Regions from separate parts of the Homo sapiens genome. Here region 2 is linked to region 1. The links are chromatin loops, found by intact Hi-C in ENCODE. Cell type or tissue: GM12878. All regions are shown on one strand. Each heading gives the region's core, and the rest is flanking DNA. Links, peaks and the distances in the headings are about the cores only. Region 1 overlaps CDH1 (cadherin 1). Region 2 has its middle 9.8 kb from the start of ZFP90.

Region 1 (8,620 bases), core at 426-8,425:
GGCAGGGGAGAGGGTATGGGATAGCCCAGCGGGGCTGCCCCAAGCCTGATGTATCAGCCTAGACCACTCAGGCCTCTCCAAGGGCTGCCCCAGGCAGCGGGAGGGCAGAGGACCTGCTGTCCGGGTTCTCCAAGTTCTCCCAGCTTGCTAGCCTTCAGGCCAAAAGGGCCTCACCCAACCAGCCACACTATTGTCCTTCTGCAGTCCTGCCAGGCTCTGTTGAGCCCTGTCTGCCTCAAAGGCCCTGTAGGAAGAACCAACGAGGGAGTTTTCTCACAGCCCCTACCCTCCTGTGTGACTCGAGGACCGGAAGTTCAGTTTCACTTGACCTATCTGAGTCACCATCCAAATATACCATCTGTCATATTCCTGTCTCCCAGTCTCTGCACAGGAGGTCCCGCCCCCACCTCTCTAGGCTTGGGGCATCCCCCTCTCAGCCAACAACAGAGGCTGAGAGTCTCCCCGTATTCCTGTTCACATACCACCCCACATCCCAGACTCCCCCTGGCCTCCCCACTCTGGGGAAGCTCCACCAGCTGACCCAGCCCACACAGTCCCACCCCACCTGAATTCTAAATGAGCCCATTGTCTGACGACTTGGCATCCCAGTGTTTTCTATCACCCCTGGGTCAGCTCCAAACTCCTGGAAACAAGGCTGGTAACTGACACAGAGCACACAGAAGGCACTCACACACTGTGCGGAAGAGAACTAAACCTCAAGGTGTGTGTGGTGGTCTGTGATATTATTAATAAAGACACCTTGCCCAGATTAAAGAGAAAGAATGGGGGAGAAACATTCTCCAAGGCCTGTTATAAAGGAGGGGCAAAATTCTCCAAGGCCTGTTATAAAGGAGGGGCAGGAGACGGTTATACTTTACAAGACAATTCACATTCCCATCTTTGGAAAACTAGAATTTAAAATACTTTAGAAGGGCTGGGCGTGGTGGCTCATGCCTGTAATCCCAGTGCTTTGGGAGGCTGAGTGGGGGAGGATCATGGGGTCAGGAGATTGAGACCATCCTGGCTAACACGGTGAAACCCCGTCTCTACTAAAAATGCAAAAAAAAAAAAAAAAAAAATTAGCTGGGCGTGGTGTTGGGCACCTATAGTCCCAGCTACTCAGGAGGCTGAGGCAGGAGAATGGCATGAACCCGGGAGGCAGAGCTTGCAGTGAGCTGAGAGCGCACCATTGCACTCTAGCCTGGGGGACAAGAGCAAGATTTCATCTCAAAAAAAAAAAATTAAAAAAAAAAAAAAAATATATATATATGGAATACTTTACAAGACAGTTCACATTTCCATCTGTGGAAAACTAGAATTTTAAAAACTCAGCCGGGCACGGTGGAAAAGGGGATTTTAGGGGCTGCATGGGTGGACCTTGGCATGAGGCTCCTTTCTAGGCCAAAGTGATGGATCTAGAATGGAAACATTCTTAGAAATAGAGCCGCTGAGCACAGGAAGGATAAAAGCCAGCCAGGGCGGTACACACTTTTCCTTCCCAGCTCCCCTAGCTGTAGAAGCTTCTGTTTATGATTTGGAAATGGAATTGTCAGGCCCGGCGTGGTGGCTCACGCCTATAATCTATAATCCTAGCACTTTGGGAGGCCAAGGCAGATCACCTGAGGTGAGGAGTTTGACACCAGCCTGGCCAAAATGGTGAAACCTTGTCTCCATTAAAAAATACAAAAATTATCTGGGCATGGTGGTACGCGCCTGTAATCCCAGCTACTTGGGAGGCTGAGGCAGGAGAATCGCTTGAACTCGGGAGGCGGAGGTTGCAGTGAGCCAAGATCGCACCATTGCACTCCAGCCCAGGCAACAGAGCAAAATTCCATCTCAACCAAAAAAAAAAAAAAAAGAAAGAAAAGAAAATGGAATTGCCATAGTACCTAACTCTAAAGTTGATGCAAGGATTAAAAAAACAAGATCATACATGAACAGTTGAGTACTCAATCAATAAATGAATGCAACGACTATTGTGGTCATTGTATAACAATACTATTATTATTGGTAGAGATGGGGGTCTTGCTATGTTGCCCAGGCTGGTCTTGAACTCTTGGGCTCAAGCGATTCTCCTGCCTTGGCCTCCCAAAGTGTTGGGATAACAGGCATGAGCCACTGTGCCCCCTGTAATCCCACCACTTGTCGGAGGCTGAGGCAGGAGGATTGCCCGAGCCGAGGAGTTTGAGACCAACCTGGGCAACACAGTGAGACCTTGTATTTTTCAAAATAAATTAATTAAATGTAATTAGCTGGGCACGGTGGCTCACACCTGTAATCCCAACACTTTGAGAGGGCTAGAGGGGCAGATCATCTGAGGTCAGGAGTTTGAGACCAGCCTGACCAACATGGTGAAACCCCATCTCTCTAAAAATAGAAAAAATTAGCCAGGCATGGTGGCAGGCGCCTATAATCCCAGCTACTCAGAAGGCTGAGGCAGGAGAATTGCTTGAACCCGGGAGGCGGAAGTTGCAGTGAGCCGAGATGGCACCAGTCTGGGCAACAGAGCAAGACTCCATCTCAAAAAAAAAAAAAATTGCACTCAAATGGATGTTGGGTCAAAGGAGCGTCTTATTCTTTAGGAGGTCAAGAGCAAAGTGATAAGGGGGTATCACTCTTCCTCATACTCAATCCTCTGTGGCTCCTTTGACACTTACACTACCCGCCCCCCGCCCCATGCTTTTTCACTCCCTTGACACAAGTCTAAAGCAGAAACATCTAATGAGAAAAACTAATTTGTTTTTTTAGAGATCGATTCTTGAGACATTGACCAGGTTGGAGAGCAGTAACTATTCACGGGCACAATCAGCATGCACTGCAGCCTCGAAACTCCCAGGCTCAAGTGATCCTCCTGCCTCAACCTCCCAAGTAGCTAGGACTACAGATGTGTACCACGGAGCCCAGCCAATAAAAACTAAATGAAGAGTGGTTGCTACGTACCAGGCACTGGAAGCACTTCGCACATGCTAACTCATTGAATCCTCATTGCAATCCTTTGTGGTAGGGGCTATGTTTATCCCCTTTGTACAGGTGAGGGGACTGAGGCACAGAAAGATTAAGAAACTGGCCCTAGGGAATTCCCATTTGGGTCTCTCTCTCTCTCTCTCTCTCAAAAAAAAAAAAAAAAAAAAAAAAAAAGAAATAAAAAGAAGCCTACCCTAGGCAAAATGGGGTGGGGTTGGGATAGAGGGGAGGGACACAAAAAAATTTGAAAAAAAAGAAAGAAACTTGCAGGCCAGTGCAGCAACTCACATCCGTAATCCCAGCACTTTGGGAGGCTGAGGCGGGCAGATGGCTTGAGCTCAGGAGTTCAAAACCAGCCTGGGCAACATGGCAAAACCTCGTCTCTACAAAAAATACAAAAAAAAAAAAAAAAAAGATTAGCCTGGAGTGGTGGCATGCACCTGTAGTCCCAGCTACTTGGGAGGCTGAGGTGGGAGGATGGGGATGACTTGAGCCCAGGAGGCAGAGGTTGCAGTGAGCCAAAATTGTACCACTCCACTCCAGCCTGGGTGACAGAAAAAGGCCCTGTCTCAAAAAAAAGAAAGAAAGAAAGGAAGGAAGGAAGGAAGGAAGGAGAGAGAGAGAAAGAAAAAGAGAGAGAGAAAGAAAGAAAGAGAAAGAAACTTGCCCAAAATCACAGGAAAAGTAAGGGTCCAGTTGGGATTGGAATCCAGGCAATCCTGCTGCATTCCACCCTCCCAGTTCATCTTCTCTAAGAGAAGCTCATAGGCTAAAAGAGAAATAAATGCTGAAGAGTCAAATCTCTGTCAAAACCAGAAATGAAACCTCACATCTGGCAAGTAAAATGTGGTTTCCTAGGTTCAACAGCTTCCCAGGTATTTAAACACTCCCATGGTGGAAGTGAGAGGATTAGCAGAAAGAAGAATGAAAAATCATAACCAAATTACAAAGCCCAAAGAAAAATAAGTACAACTTACAGGAAGTTTCAAAATCAAAAACTCAGCTGGTTGCCATGGCTCACACCTGTAATCCCAGCACTTTGGGAGGCCAAGGTGGGCGGATCACTTGAGGTCAGGACCAGCCTGGCCAACATGGTGAAACCCTGTCTCTACTAAAAATACAAAAATTAGCCGGGCATGGTGGCGCTGGCCTATAATCCCAGCTACTCGGGAGGCTGAGGAAGGAGAATAGCTTGAACCTGGGAGGTGGAGGTTGCAGTGAGCTGAGACTCCAACACTGCGCTCCAGCCTGGGTGACAGAGCAAGACTCTGTCTCAAAACAAAACAAAACAAAAATCAGAGACTCAAAATACAGCTCTGAAACATCCAAAAACCTCAAGGAGTAGAAGAGGGCTTTGTTTTGTTTTGTTTTTTGTTTTTGAGAGAGCGTCTCGCTCTGTCACCCAAGCTGGAGTGCAGTGGTGCAAAACGCAGCTCACTGCAGCCTTAACCTCCTGGACTCAAGGGATCTACCTGCCTCAGCCTCCCATGAAGCTGGGATCACAGGCACACGCCACCATGCCTGGGTAATTGTTTTTGTATGTAGAGACAGGGTTTCCCTTTGTTGCCCAATCTGGTCTCCAACTTCTGGGCTCAAGCAATCCTCCCACTTTGGCCTCCCGAAGTGCTGGATTACAGGCATGAGCTACCGCACCCGGCCTCTTTTTAAATGCAGACTTGAGACAAGAAGGCAAAAGTTACAAGAAATACAACCACAAATTCTATTTTCTCCAGAAAATTTAGTCATGATTACAAGCCTGGGAGTTAGGTGGTAATGAAACCAGCCACATGAACGTCACCAAGCAGCTGTTATTTCTCCAAAACCTTTTAGCACGAAGCTAACAGAGACGAGATCTAGGGCTAGTATCTCCTGGGACTTATGAGTAAGAGCCGGCACCTAGAGTACCTGTCACTATAGAGGGTGATGTCACCGCTGATTCAACCTGATATTGAAAAACCTTACCAGGAGAGGCCTCTCAATGTCGGTGACTCAGGGCCCCACCCCACCTGTTCATAAAGTAAGTGCCCAGGTGTTTGCCTCACTGCTTATTCAAGGGATGATGTTTTCCAATAGGAAAGCCACAACTCTCCCCACCAACAAGTTGGTCATCTTGTTCCCTTTTTCAAACACTCCCACATAGTTGTGGTGAAGAATTTGTTGGGGAGGAAGCCTCGTACTGAAGGTGAGATTCCAAAGTAAGTACCAGGTCCTAGGAACACTCGTATACATGCACAAAAAAAAAAAAAAAATATGCCCTAAATGATGCCTGTTTAGAAAATATCATCCCTCTGCAGGAAGAATCTTTAGAAAACTCGGCTAGGCACAGTGGCTCATTCATGCCTGTAATCCCAGCACTTTGGGAGGCCGAGGAGGGCTTATCACCTAAGGTCAGGAGTTGGAGACCAGCCTGGCCAACATGGTGAAACCCCGTCTCTACGAAAAATACAAAAAGTAGCCAGGTGTGGTGGCACATGCCTGTAATCCCAGCTACACCGGAGGCTGAGGTGGGAGAATCGCTTGAACCCGGGAGGCAGAGGTTGCAATGAGCCGAGATCAGGCCACTGCACTCTAGCCTGGGCAACAAGAGCAAGACTCTGTCTCAAAAAAAAAAAAAAAAAAAATTTAGAAAACTCTGCTGGAGCAATATTCCTCTTGGGCAACATGCTGAGGGGTGGGGAGTGGCTTGGAATGAGCATTATTTCCTGGTTTGAATCTGATACCCTTTAAAGGAGATGTTCCTAAAGTGGCAGGTCAAAAGAGAAAGATAAATAAATAAAAAATGAAGGAGATGTGAAAATGAGCCCTCAGGATTCCTTCTCTAGAAAATGCCTGGCCTGGCCGGGCATGGTGGCTCAGACCTGTAATCCTAGCACTTTGGGAGGCCAAGGCGGGGGTATTGCTTAAGCTCAGGAGTTCGAGACTAGCCTGGGCAACGTAACAAGACCCTCTCTATTTATTTTAACAAAAAATTTAAAAATTAAAAGAAAAATGCCTGACTAGAGAACAGTCTTTTTCAATGACATGAATATAGACTTGAATGTAGAAGTCCAGTCCCCTCAAGATACAGTCCAATTCTATTTTTTTTTTTTTTTTTTTTTTGAGACAGAGTCTTGCCCTGTCACCCAGGCTGGAATGCAGTGGTACGATCATGGCTAAACCTCCCAGGCAGCTTCAACCTCCCAGGCTCAAGTGATCCTCTCACCCCAGCTCCCAAGTAGCTGGGACTACAAGCATATGCCACTACACCTGGCTAATTTTTGGATTTTTTGTAGAGGCGGGGTTCTATCATGCCCAGGCTGGTCTTGAACTCCTGGGCTCAAGAGATCTACCTGCCTTGGCTTGGGATTACAGTCATAAACCACCACACCCAGCTGACACAGTCCAGTTCTAACATCTATTGAGCACCTCACTTCTTCTTCTTTACACAAATGCCATCCTTCTTAGTGATGACTGCCCCTAAATTTCTCCACCCCAATGCATAGTTTTTATCACCCTTCCTGCTGAGTTTTATTCTTTCTTCCATACATCACCATCTACCTGTCCCCTCCAATTAGAAGAGAAATTCCATGAGGACAGGGCTTTTTCTCTGTTTGGGCCCCGCTGCATCCCCAATGCCTAGCAGAGGGCTTGGCAGGTGCTCAGCACAAATTCATTAAGTGAATGGACAGACAAATACCTCTGTCACCTGAGACCTTCAGAGAAGGAATGATCCATCCCTTTCACCTGGCTGCTCACAGACTGTTCTGTGAGTTGCCTTTTCCTGCTATAAAGAGCACAGACTTTGGAGTCCAACAGCCACCAGACATACGGCCAGGCTCTCCCACTTCCTGTGTGCATGACACACCTGTGTGCATGAGGGTTACAGGAGATGGCATACGGGAAGAGTTCAACATACAGAAAGCACCGCTCAATACACTGTTGCTTATGATCACAATACAGAGTACAACAACAAATACTTTTCTTTTTTCTTGAGACAGTGTCTCACTCTGTCGCCCAGGCTGGAGTGCAGGGAGGCAGTCACAGCTCACTGCAGCCTTGACCTCTGTGGTCTCAGGTGATCCTCCCACCTTAGCCTCCCAGGTAGCTGGGTCTGCCAGCTCATGCCACCAGGCCTGGCTAATTTTTAAAAATCTTTTGTAGAGACAGGGTCTCCCTATGTTGCCCAGGCTGGTCTCAAGGGATCCTCCCACCTCAACATTCCAAAGTGCTGGGATTACAGGCATGAGCCACTGTGCCCTGCCGAATAATTTTTTTTTTTTTTTTTTGAGACAGAATCTCGCTCTGTCACCCAGGCTGGAGTACAATGGCTCACTTGGCTCACTGCAAGCTCCACCTCCCAGGTTCAAGCCATTCTCCTGCCTCAGCCTCCCAAGTAGCTGGGACTATAGGCGCCTGCCACTACGCCTGGCCAATTTTTTTTTGTATTTTTAGTAGAGATGGGGTTTCACCATGTTAGCCAGGATGGTCTCGATCTGCTGACCTCATGATCCGCCTGCCTCAGCCTCCCAAAGTACTGGGATTACAGTCGGCCACCGTGCCCTGCCCCTGCCAAATAATTTTTTTTTAAGTATGTCTCAAATATTGCATGGGACATACTTATGCTAAATATTAGCCATCGTTTATCTGAAAGTCAAATGTAACTGATAGTCCTGTATTGTTATTTGCTAAATCTAGCCACACTACCCATTAAGCCATTACCCTGCTGAAGGCAGGACAGTCTAGGTTACATAAAGATTTGTAAGATGTGCCGGGCGCGGTGGCTCACGCCTGTAATCCCAGCACTTTGGGAGGCCGAGGAGGGCAGATCACGAGGTCAGGATATTGAGACCATCCTGGGTAACACGGTGAAACCCCGTGTCTATTAAAAATACAAAAATTAGCCGGGCATGGTGGCTAAAAATTAGCTACTCAGGAGGCTGAGGCAGGAGAATCGCTTGAACCTGGGAGGCAGAGGTTGCAGTGAGCCAAGATTGCACCACTGCCCTCCAGCCTGGGTGACAGAGGGAGACTCCCTCTCAAGAAAATAAGAAAAAAAAAAGATTTACAAGATGTTGCCCTACAGTACTCTCTCATGAATATTTATTGATCAGATGGATTTTGAAGCCATGAGATTTTTATCTTGGCCGAGATCTGATTAAGCAGGCCTTGCTTTTTTTTTTTTTTTTTTTTGAGACTGAGTCTCGCTTTGTCGCCCAGGCTGGAGTGCAGTGGCGCGATCTCAGCTTACTGCAACCTCCACCTCCCAGGTTCAAGAGATTTTTGTGCCTCGGCCTCCCGAAGTGCTGGGATTACAGGCGTGAGCCACCACGCCTGGCCGGCCTTGCATTTTTGTCTTTGAGCTTTTTGCGTCTCTCATCAAGCTCTTTCCAGGCTCCTCTGCACTGCCAAAAACTGGAAGAACAGACATCGGTTCTTGAACAATTCATGGGTCTGAAGGATGCTGAGATACCCAGGGGGCAGGTGTTGGGTGTATCTGAGAGCCTTGCTCAAGGAAGGTGTTACCCACACAATAGGAAACCAAACAGATGGCTCTGGCGGGCTCAGATATCTGCCTAGATTTTGATCTGGTGCTTCCTTACACTCAGAAGTGTGGGGTAGAAATGGCTCATCTGACCTTTAGACTCCAGACTGCAAGCTGTTTTGTGACAAGACAATT
Region 2 (8,620 bases), core at 426-8,425, 230 kb after region 1:
ATGGCTTGAACCTGGGAGGTGGAGGTTGCAGTAAGCTGACATTGCACCATTGCACTCCGGCCTGGGCAACAGAGCAAGACTCTGTCTCAAAACAACAACAAAAAAGGAGAATTAGAAGATGGCAACAATGGAAGACAGCTAGAATTATATCTTCATCAATGAGGATTAAATAGAGGGATTTTTGGAAAAACAAAAAACAGAATGTCATCAACAGAGACTCATTAAAGTTGGGTGTCTTTCAAATGGAAGGAAAATGATTCCACATGCAGTCATATATAGACAAGGAAACAGTGAACAAAGAAAGTGGTAACTCTACCTCCCGGGCACGGTGGTTCACGCTTGTAATCCCAGCACTTTGGGAGGCCGAGGTGGGCGGATCACGAGGTCAGGATTATCGAGACCACGGTGAAACCCCATCTCTACTAAAAATACAAAAAATTAGCCTGGGCGTGGTGGCGGGCGCCTGTAGTCCCAGCTACTCAGGCTGAGGCAGGAGAATGGCGCGAACCCGGAAGGCGGAGTTTGCAGTGAGCCGAGATCGCGCCACTGCACTCCAGCCTGGGTGACAGAGTGAGACTCCGTCTCAAAAAAAAAAAAGTGGTAAATCTACGTGTAAATCTAAATTAAAATTGACTATATAAAACTATTGATTATGTCTTGTGGGTTTAAAAAAAGATGAAACTAAAATCCAGGTCAACAGAAAAAAATCAAGGTTCTCCTGATGAGAGATTAAAGGTTCTAAGATTATTATATTGTTTTGGAGGATAAAGAGGGACTTCAGTGGGTTGACTATATGTCAAAGGTCCCTATGGCCTCTCGGTCTCTCACTTTCTCTGAATGTCAGTATTTGTTTCTCTTTCTCCTTTATGAAGACCTCACAGCCAGTCAACTGAACTTTTTTCCTACCAGGGCTCTTGATTCTTTTATCCCCACTTGTGTTGAAACTGACCTACAAAGTCCAGTATCATGCCAGCTGAAAATTGCTGGGAAAATGAGCCTGTTGACAATTTTTATACCCACTTTTCAACCCACTTCTCCACTTCACCTCCAGTCTTAGAGACAGATGTTCCTTTGCTGATTTGGAGAAACGTGCTCTCTCGGGGTCTTTGGTCCCCAATCCCTTCTAATCTATCATCCATATTTCTTCTACATCTCACATTTTTTTCCTTTTGGCTTTTTCCATTGGACTTATAACCATGCTTAAATCTGTCCCTTCTGAAAGACACACACACACACACACACACACACACACACACAGATTTCTTGTCCCCAGATGTCTCTCAGCTCCCATTCTTCTTTACCCCTATGCGTTTCATCTGAACTTCTAGAAAAAGTATACCATCTTGTGAAGACCAAGTCCTCACTTCCCCTTCATGCCTTGTTTTGACTGTTGTTTGGCTTCTACCTTCACCTTACTCTGATACTGATTTTCCCAACATGTCCAGTGATTTAGCTAGTTGATGACCTGACTGGACATCAGGCAGATTTTATCTAATGCTTTATGGCACTTATCTCCCTGGAACTCTTTCCTCCACTGGCTACCAATACTGCCTTTTCTGGAACTCCTAGAATTTCTCTACATCCCACCTTTCTCCCCACTCCACCCATTTCCTTTTTTTTTTTTTTTTTTTTTTGTTTGAGGCGGAGTTTTGCTGTTGTTGCCCAGTCTGGAGTGCAATGGCACAATCTTGGCTCACTACAACCTCCGCCTCCTGGGTTCAAGCGATTCTCCTGCCTCAGCCTCCCGAGTAGCTGGGATTACAGGCGCCAGCCCCAACGCCCAGCTAATTTTTGTATTTTTAGTAGAGATGGGGTTTCACCATGTTAGCCAGGCTGGTCTCGAACTCCTGACCTCAGGCGATCCACCCACCTCGGCCTCCCAAAGTGCTGGGATTACAGGCGTGAGACACCACACCAGGCCCTTTCTTTTTCTAACAGCTTTACTGAGATATAAATCATATACTATAGCGCTCACAGTTTACAGTGTACAATTCAGTAGTTTTTACTGGATGTAGAGAGTTATATAACCATCACTATAATGGAATTCTAGAACATTTTCATCATCCCCAAAAGAAAACTTATGCCCATTAGTAGCCATTCCCTAATCCTACCCTGCCACCTTGCAGTCCTAGGCAACCACTGCTCTACTTTTTCTCTATGTAGTTTGCCTATTCTGGACATTTCACATAAATGGGGTCATGCGGTATATATTTGTATGTGTGTGACTGGCTTCTTTCACTTGTCGTGTCAGAGGCGTGTGACCCAGAGCAACTCCATCTTAAATAGGAGCTAGGTAAAATGAGGCTGAGACCTACTGGGCTACACTCCCAGACAGTTAAGCCGTTCTAAGTCATAGGATGAGATAGGAGGTTGGCAGAAGATAGAGGTCATAAAGACCTTGCTGATAAAACAAGTTGCAGTAAAGAAGCTGGCTAAAACCCACCAAAACCAAGACGGCAACAAGAGTGACTCTGGTCGTCCTCACTGCTATACTCCCAAAAGCGCCATAACAGTTTACAACTGCCATGACATCAGGAAGTTACCCTAAATGGTCTAAAAAGGGGAGACATAAATAATTCACCCCTTGTTTAGCGTATCAAGAAATAACCATTAACATGGGCAACCAGCAGCCCTCTGTTGATGGCATAGCCATTCTTTTATTCCTTTACTTTCTTAATAAACTTGCTTTTGCTTTGCACTGTGGACCTCGCCCTAAATTCTTGCTAGACAGCCAAGAGCCCTCTCTTGGGGTCTGGATAGGGACCACTTTCCTATAACAGTAGTGCTTCTGAGGTTCATACATGTTGTAACCCATATCACCAACGCATTCCTTTGTATTACTGAATAATATGATTATACGGACATATCACATTCTGTCTAGTCACTCATCAGTTGGTGGGCATGTGGGTTGTTTACACTTTTGGCTTTATTGTACTCCAACTTGGGCTCAAGTGACCCACCCGCCTCTCCTCCCAGGGTGCTGGGATTACAGGCGTGAGCCATCGCACCCGGTCTCAAAAATTTTTATTTATAAAACCTGGAGTTGCTATGGGAGAGGGGACCAACTGGATATTTTGGAGAGTGAAGCTCTCCCCATTCACAGAGCTCTAGTGGTTGGCTCGGATTTCTGCACAGACGGAGACACACACGAACACACACACTCGGGGGAATTCATCGGCTCCTGCTCACAGATCCAAAACGCCACCCCAACCAGAACCACCCCTAAGCCCTCAGCCCAGCGCACCAAGGTACCAGGTGCACCAGAAGTGGAGTCTGACTCGTGCAGCTCCGCTGACTGCTGCTGGGCAGGGGGCCCCGCCCAAGCTCTACGTCCTGAGCCTTGGGGAAGGAGCCGAGCCCCTGAGGAATGGGGGTTGGTCGACAGTGAGTCCCAGAGCAACGACGCGCGCCCCTCGACCGCGGCCCCGGGTTGGAGGCACCGACCTCTCTTCTCCGCTCCAGGTCCGCGCTCGGGGCTGGCGGCGGGGGTGCCGGGAGGGAAGCGGCAGGCTAGTTGCAGGGGAGGCGCCTCGCCCAGCACCTGCCGCAGGGGGTCGCGCAGCCAGACTCCGTCCCGGCAGTTGTCGAGTTGCAAGGCGCGAAACCCACCAGGTGCTAAAAGCCAGCAGCCATGTTCTCCCTCCCTGTAAGTCGCCGAGCCACGGGCTGGAAGGGGAGGGCGGGGGCGTGCCTCCCAGCCAATCACAAGCCACGTAGTTGGGCGCGCGCTCTCTCCATGACAACGGCCTGGGGTTCTGAGAGCTCCTCCGGGTTCTGCTAGCTACTCAAGAGTTCGAAGGCAGAAAAGACCGACTCGCAAGTCCCCTGGAAACCGGGAACGCAGGGGCGGGACGAGAGAGACTGGCAGAGGTCTCCACGTGCCCAAGTGGTGCCTCAAAGCCTCTTCAAACCCCGCGCCCCGGTGGGCAAGAAGGCACTCCTGGGCTTGGAGGGCGGAGGATGAGGCATTCAGCGGGACCTAGTCCTAACCCAGCCTGGGAGAGCATCAGGGACCCGTCGTTAACGTCAACTGCCTTTCTTGTTGCCTGCTCTATCTTTCATATCCACGAGGATCCCATTCTCCATGATGTGCTTATTTCACGTTGCATGTCTATCAAAACATCTCATAGACCCCGTAAATATATACACCTACTGTATACCCACAAAAATTAAAAAACAAAAAGAAAAACATCTACAAGGGACCGGGCTTGGTGGCTCACACCTGTAATCCCAACACTTTTTGAGAGGCCGAGGCCAGGGGATCGCTTGAGCCCAGGAGTTTGAGACCAGCCTGGGGAACACAGTGAGACCACCCCCCACCCCCGTCTTTACAACAACAAAACAACAACAAAAACAAAACAAAAACAGAAGCAAACAAAAATTAGCCAGGCGTGGTGGCCCAGCTACTTGTGAGGCTGAGGCAGGAGTATTGCTTGAATCCAGGAGATCGAGGTTGCAGTGAGCTATAGTCGTGCCACAGCATTCCAGCCTGGGTGACAGAGACCCTGTCTCAAAAAAACAAACAAAACAAAACACATTAACATCCCCGTGGATTGGACCTCCAGTTCCTCACTCGACCCGGCGTGGGTCCAGCCTTCTGGATATCCAACTTCCAGTAACTTAAAACGTTCAATAAAGTGCCCCACCCTCTGGTTTCCATGAAAACGGTGAGAAGAGATGGGACTCAACGAATATAGCCAGATCCGCTTCTATTAAGCTGGAGAACCTGCGATTCCCAGAGCAACAGGGAACCGGGATCCCCTGACAAGAAAACAAGGCTGAACCACTAAGTGGGACCTGGGTAGCTTCTGACCCTCTCTGCAGCGTTTGAGGCCGAAATGCGCGCCCACTAGCTTTTGACCTCGCGAAAGCGTGTCCCAGCACCTCGGCTACCTTTCCTCTACTGACACCAGGCGCCTGTTTTGCCTCGACCTTCTGGGGCGTGCATCTCAAAACTGCTGGGCTCGAGCGCCACCTGCCGTCCTCTGCGACGCACTACTGCTGTAAAGCCAACCAAGCAGCAACACCAGCAGGGGACCAGGCGAGGCACTTCACACTATCTCAACTGAATTTAACAACCTGTGAGATAGATATTCTCATCCCCATTTGACACCTGGGGTAACAGGTTCAGAGAATTTAAGAAACTTGCCAAGCCCACTCTGACACCAAGTGTCATCCAGGATCCCAGAAGCCACTGTCCCCAGAGCTGTATACCCTCCCATGTCACAGTTGAGCCTCTGGCGATTTTGTCTTCAAGGGCCCTCCAAGGTCCCTTCTGGCCTGCCTCTGACCCTGAAGGCTCAGCATCTCTCTTCTCCAGAGCTTATCATGCCCCTCTGTGGTTAAGACTGGCTGGCGCTGGTCTGATAACCAACAGTGTGTGTGCAAGCCACCACACTGAAACCTTAACTACATTAGAAAGTTGTTTCCTTATACCCAATAGATTTAGGAACTAATTTTATATTAATGAATATGTACATTTCTATTAATCAATATGTACATTTACCTATTTTGTATGTTGTAATGTGGATCTCCCCCCTCCTGTGTCCAGAATTGGTGGGTTCTTGGTCTTACTGACTTCAAGAATGAAGCTGTGGACCCTCACAGTGAGTGTTGTGTCCGGAGTTTGTTCCTTCTGATGGTCGGATGTGTTCAGAGATTCTTCCTTCTGGTGGTTTCGTTGTCTCGCTGGCTCAGGAATGAAGCTGCAGGTCTTTGCAGTGAACGTTACAGCTCTTAAGGCCGCACGTCTGGAGTTGTTTGTTCTTCCTGGTGGGTTCATAGTCTTCCTGGCCTCAGAACCGAAGCTGCAGACTTCCCTGGAAAGTGTTGCACCTCATAAAGACAGTATGAGCCTGAAAAGTGAGCACTAGCAAGAGTAATTGCAAACAGCAAAAAGAATAAAGCTCCTACAGGAAGAAAGAGAATGCGGCAGAATTACCGCTAGGTTCTCGGGCAGCCTGCTTTTATTCTCTTATCTGGCCCCACCCACATCCTGCTGATTGGTCCATTTTACAGAGAGCCGATTGGTCTGTTTTACAGAGAGCTGATTGGTCCGTTTTGACAGGGTGCTGATTGGTGCATTTACAATCCCTGAGCTAGACACAAAAGTTCTCCAGATTCCCACTAGATTAGCTAGATACAGAGTGTTGATTGGTTTATTTACAAACCCTGAGCTAGACACAGAGAAATGATTGGTGCATTTACAAACCTTGAGCTAGATACAGAGTGCAGATTGGTGCATTCACAATCCCTTGGCTAGACATAAAGATTCTCCCAGTCCCCACCAGGGTAACTAGATACAGAGTGCTGATTGGTGCATTCACAAACCCTGAGCTAGACACAGGGTGCTGATTGGTGTGTTTACAAACCTTAAGCTAGATACAGAGTGCTGGTTGGTGTATTTACAATCCCTTAGCTAGACATAAAGGTTCTCCAAGTCCCCCCAGATTAATTAGACACAGAGTGCCGATTGGTGCATTCACAAACCCTGAGCTAGACACAGGGTGCTGATTGGTGTGTTTACTAAACTGTGAGCTAGATACAGAGTGCTGATTGGTGTATTTACAATCCCTTAGCTAGACATAAAGATTCTGCAAGTCCCCACCAGACTCAGGAGCCCAGCTGGCTTCACCCAGTGGATCCCGCACCGGGGCTGCAGTTGGAGCTGCCTGCCAGTTCCGCGCCGTGGTCCCACGCTCCTCAGCCCTTGAACGGTGGATGGGACTGGGCGCCGTGGAGCCAGGAGCGGCGCTCGTCTTGGAGGCTCGGGCTGCGCAGGAGCCTGGGGCGGGGGGAGGTTCAGGCATGGCGGGCTGCAGGTCCCAAGCCTGCTCGGCGGGGAGGCAGCTAAGGTTGGGCGAGAAACCGAGCACAGCAGCTGCTGGCCCAGGTGCTAAGCCCCTCACTGCCCAGGGCTTGCGGGCTGGCCAGGCGATCCCAGTGCAGGGCCCGCGGAGCCCACACCCACCCGGAACTCGCGCTGGCCCGCAAGCGCTGTGCGCAGCCCCGGTTCCCGCCTGCGCCTCTCCCTCCACACCTCCCCGCAAGCTGAGGGAGCCAGCTCCGGCCTTGGCCAGCCCAGAAAGGGGCTCCCACAGTGCAGCGGTGGGCTGAAGGGCTCCTCAAGCGCGGCCAGAGTGGGTGCCAAGGCCGAGGAGGCGCTGAGAGCCAGCGAGGGTTGCGAGGGCTGCCAGCATGCTGTCACCTCTCACTACCCCAGCCAGCATCCCTTCTCTCATCTCTCAGTAACAGCACCCTCTTCCTTTAGGGGCAGTTCTTCTTCCTCCTCTATGAAGTTCTGGTGACGCGGTTAATCACAGACTCCATGTGACCCAAAGCAGGCCAATCAGATGCTTCCCTCTGATGTTTTATGTAGATGCTCTGTAGAAGGAAGCCTTTCCCCCTAGATTGTCAGCAGGGCTGTGAGGATTGGAAGCCAACACACAGAGAGGAGTCCAGAGTGCAGGTTGAGAAAGAGAGTGGGGAGGAAGAGATGAGGGATGGGAGAGGAGGAGATGGGAGAGGGGGATGGGAGGAGGGAAGGGAGAGGAGGCGGCAGAGAGAGAGAGAGTTCTTTTTGTGCCAGTCCCGAGTTAGCTGGCCCTGTGTGCAGCTCTAGCCCTGCTAGTTTCACAGTTTAATTATATGCACCAATAATTTCTTCCTGTTTTGTCCTATGCCAGTTTAAAATAGGTTCTCTGCCCGGGCGTGGTGGCTCACGTCTGTAATCCCAGCACTTTGGGAGGCCGAGGCGGGTGGATCACCTGAAGTCAGGAGTTAGAGACCAGCCTAGTCGACATGGTGAAACCCCGTCTCTACTAAAAATACAAAAAATTAGCCAGACGTGGTGGTGTGCGCCTGTAATCCCAGCTACTCAGGAGGCTGAGGCAGGGGAATCGCTTTGAGAGGCAGAGGCTGCAGTGAGCCGAGATCGTGCCACTGCACTCCAGCCTGGGCGACAGAGGGAGACTCTGTCTCAAATACAGATAAATAAAGTCAACAAATAAATAAAATGGGTTCTTTGACTGCTGCAACCAGAGTCCCGGATAATATTCCATGACACTAGCCACCCCCGAACTCAAAATATTCAAAACAGAATAAAGCTAGTACAGATTTTGTTACACTTTTGATTTTGAGTTAATGACAGACTCACAAGAAGTGCAAAAGTAGAACGAAGAGGTCCCGTGTACCCATCACCCAGTTTCCCTCGATACTGGCACCTTACATAATTCTAGTGCATTCTCAAAATCGGGAAATTGATATTGGCACAATATATTTATCTAAAGTCCTTACTTGGATTTTTACCTGCTTTGCATATATTTTTTATGTCTTTGTTTATAATTCTGTGGCACCTTGTCATATGTATATATTAATAGAACCATGGTAAATTTAAGATACAAAACTCCTATTACGACAGAGAAACTCCCTTTGGGCTATTCTCTTTTTTTTTTTTTTTTTGAGATGGGGTCTTGCCCTGTTGCCCAGGCTGGAGTGCAATGGCGTTTTCTCAGCTCACTGCAACCTCCGCCTCCCGCGTTCAAGCGATTCCCCTGCCTCAGCCTCCCAAATAGCTGGGACTATAGGTGCACGCCACCACGACCGGCTAATTTTTTGTATT

Evidence for each region. Hi-C counts contacts between places; a loop is a spot of excess contacts. Peaks named below come from ENCODE experiments on the same cell type or tissue, not always from the same donor. Only the 100,000 strongest peaks of a DNase experiment are listed, where the experiment ranks them.
Region 2: a loop joins it to region 1, with 4 times the contacts of the local background. A loop is called at or near these places in 2 of 110 quality-filtered maps.

Annotation. Positions count from the first base shown.
Region 1 is chr16:68,752,726-68,761,345 of GRCh38, reverse strand. All of the region lies in intron 2 of CDH1 (cadherin 1), which reads right to left. Among named protein-coding and RNA genes, the nearest start is that of CDH1, 20 kb to the right of the region's middle. RefSeq lists enhancers at 430-589, 2,465-2,609, 3,852-3,901, 3,946-4,090, 4,582-4,681 and 4 more and cis regulatory regions at 2,537, 4,018, 4,747. In GM12878, for the core only: no CTCF peak of the experiment used is centred there; DNase peaks (open chromatin) are centred at 3,815, 4,375 and 4,795; H3K4me3 peaks cover 1,464 bases; H3K27ac peaks cover 4,748 bases.
Region 2 is chr16:68,525,159-68,533,778 of GRCh38, reverse strand. It overlaps a transcript of ZFP90 not described here. Among named protein-coding and RNA genes, the nearest start is that of ZFP90, 9.8 kb to the left of the region's middle. RefSeq lists enhancers at 3,213-3,272, 3,743-3,802. In GM12878, for the core only: a CTCF peak has its summit at 4,965 (motif pointing left); DNase peaks (open chromatin) are centred at 3,718 and 4,948; H3K4me3 peaks cover 1,388 bases; H3K27ac peaks cover 276 bases.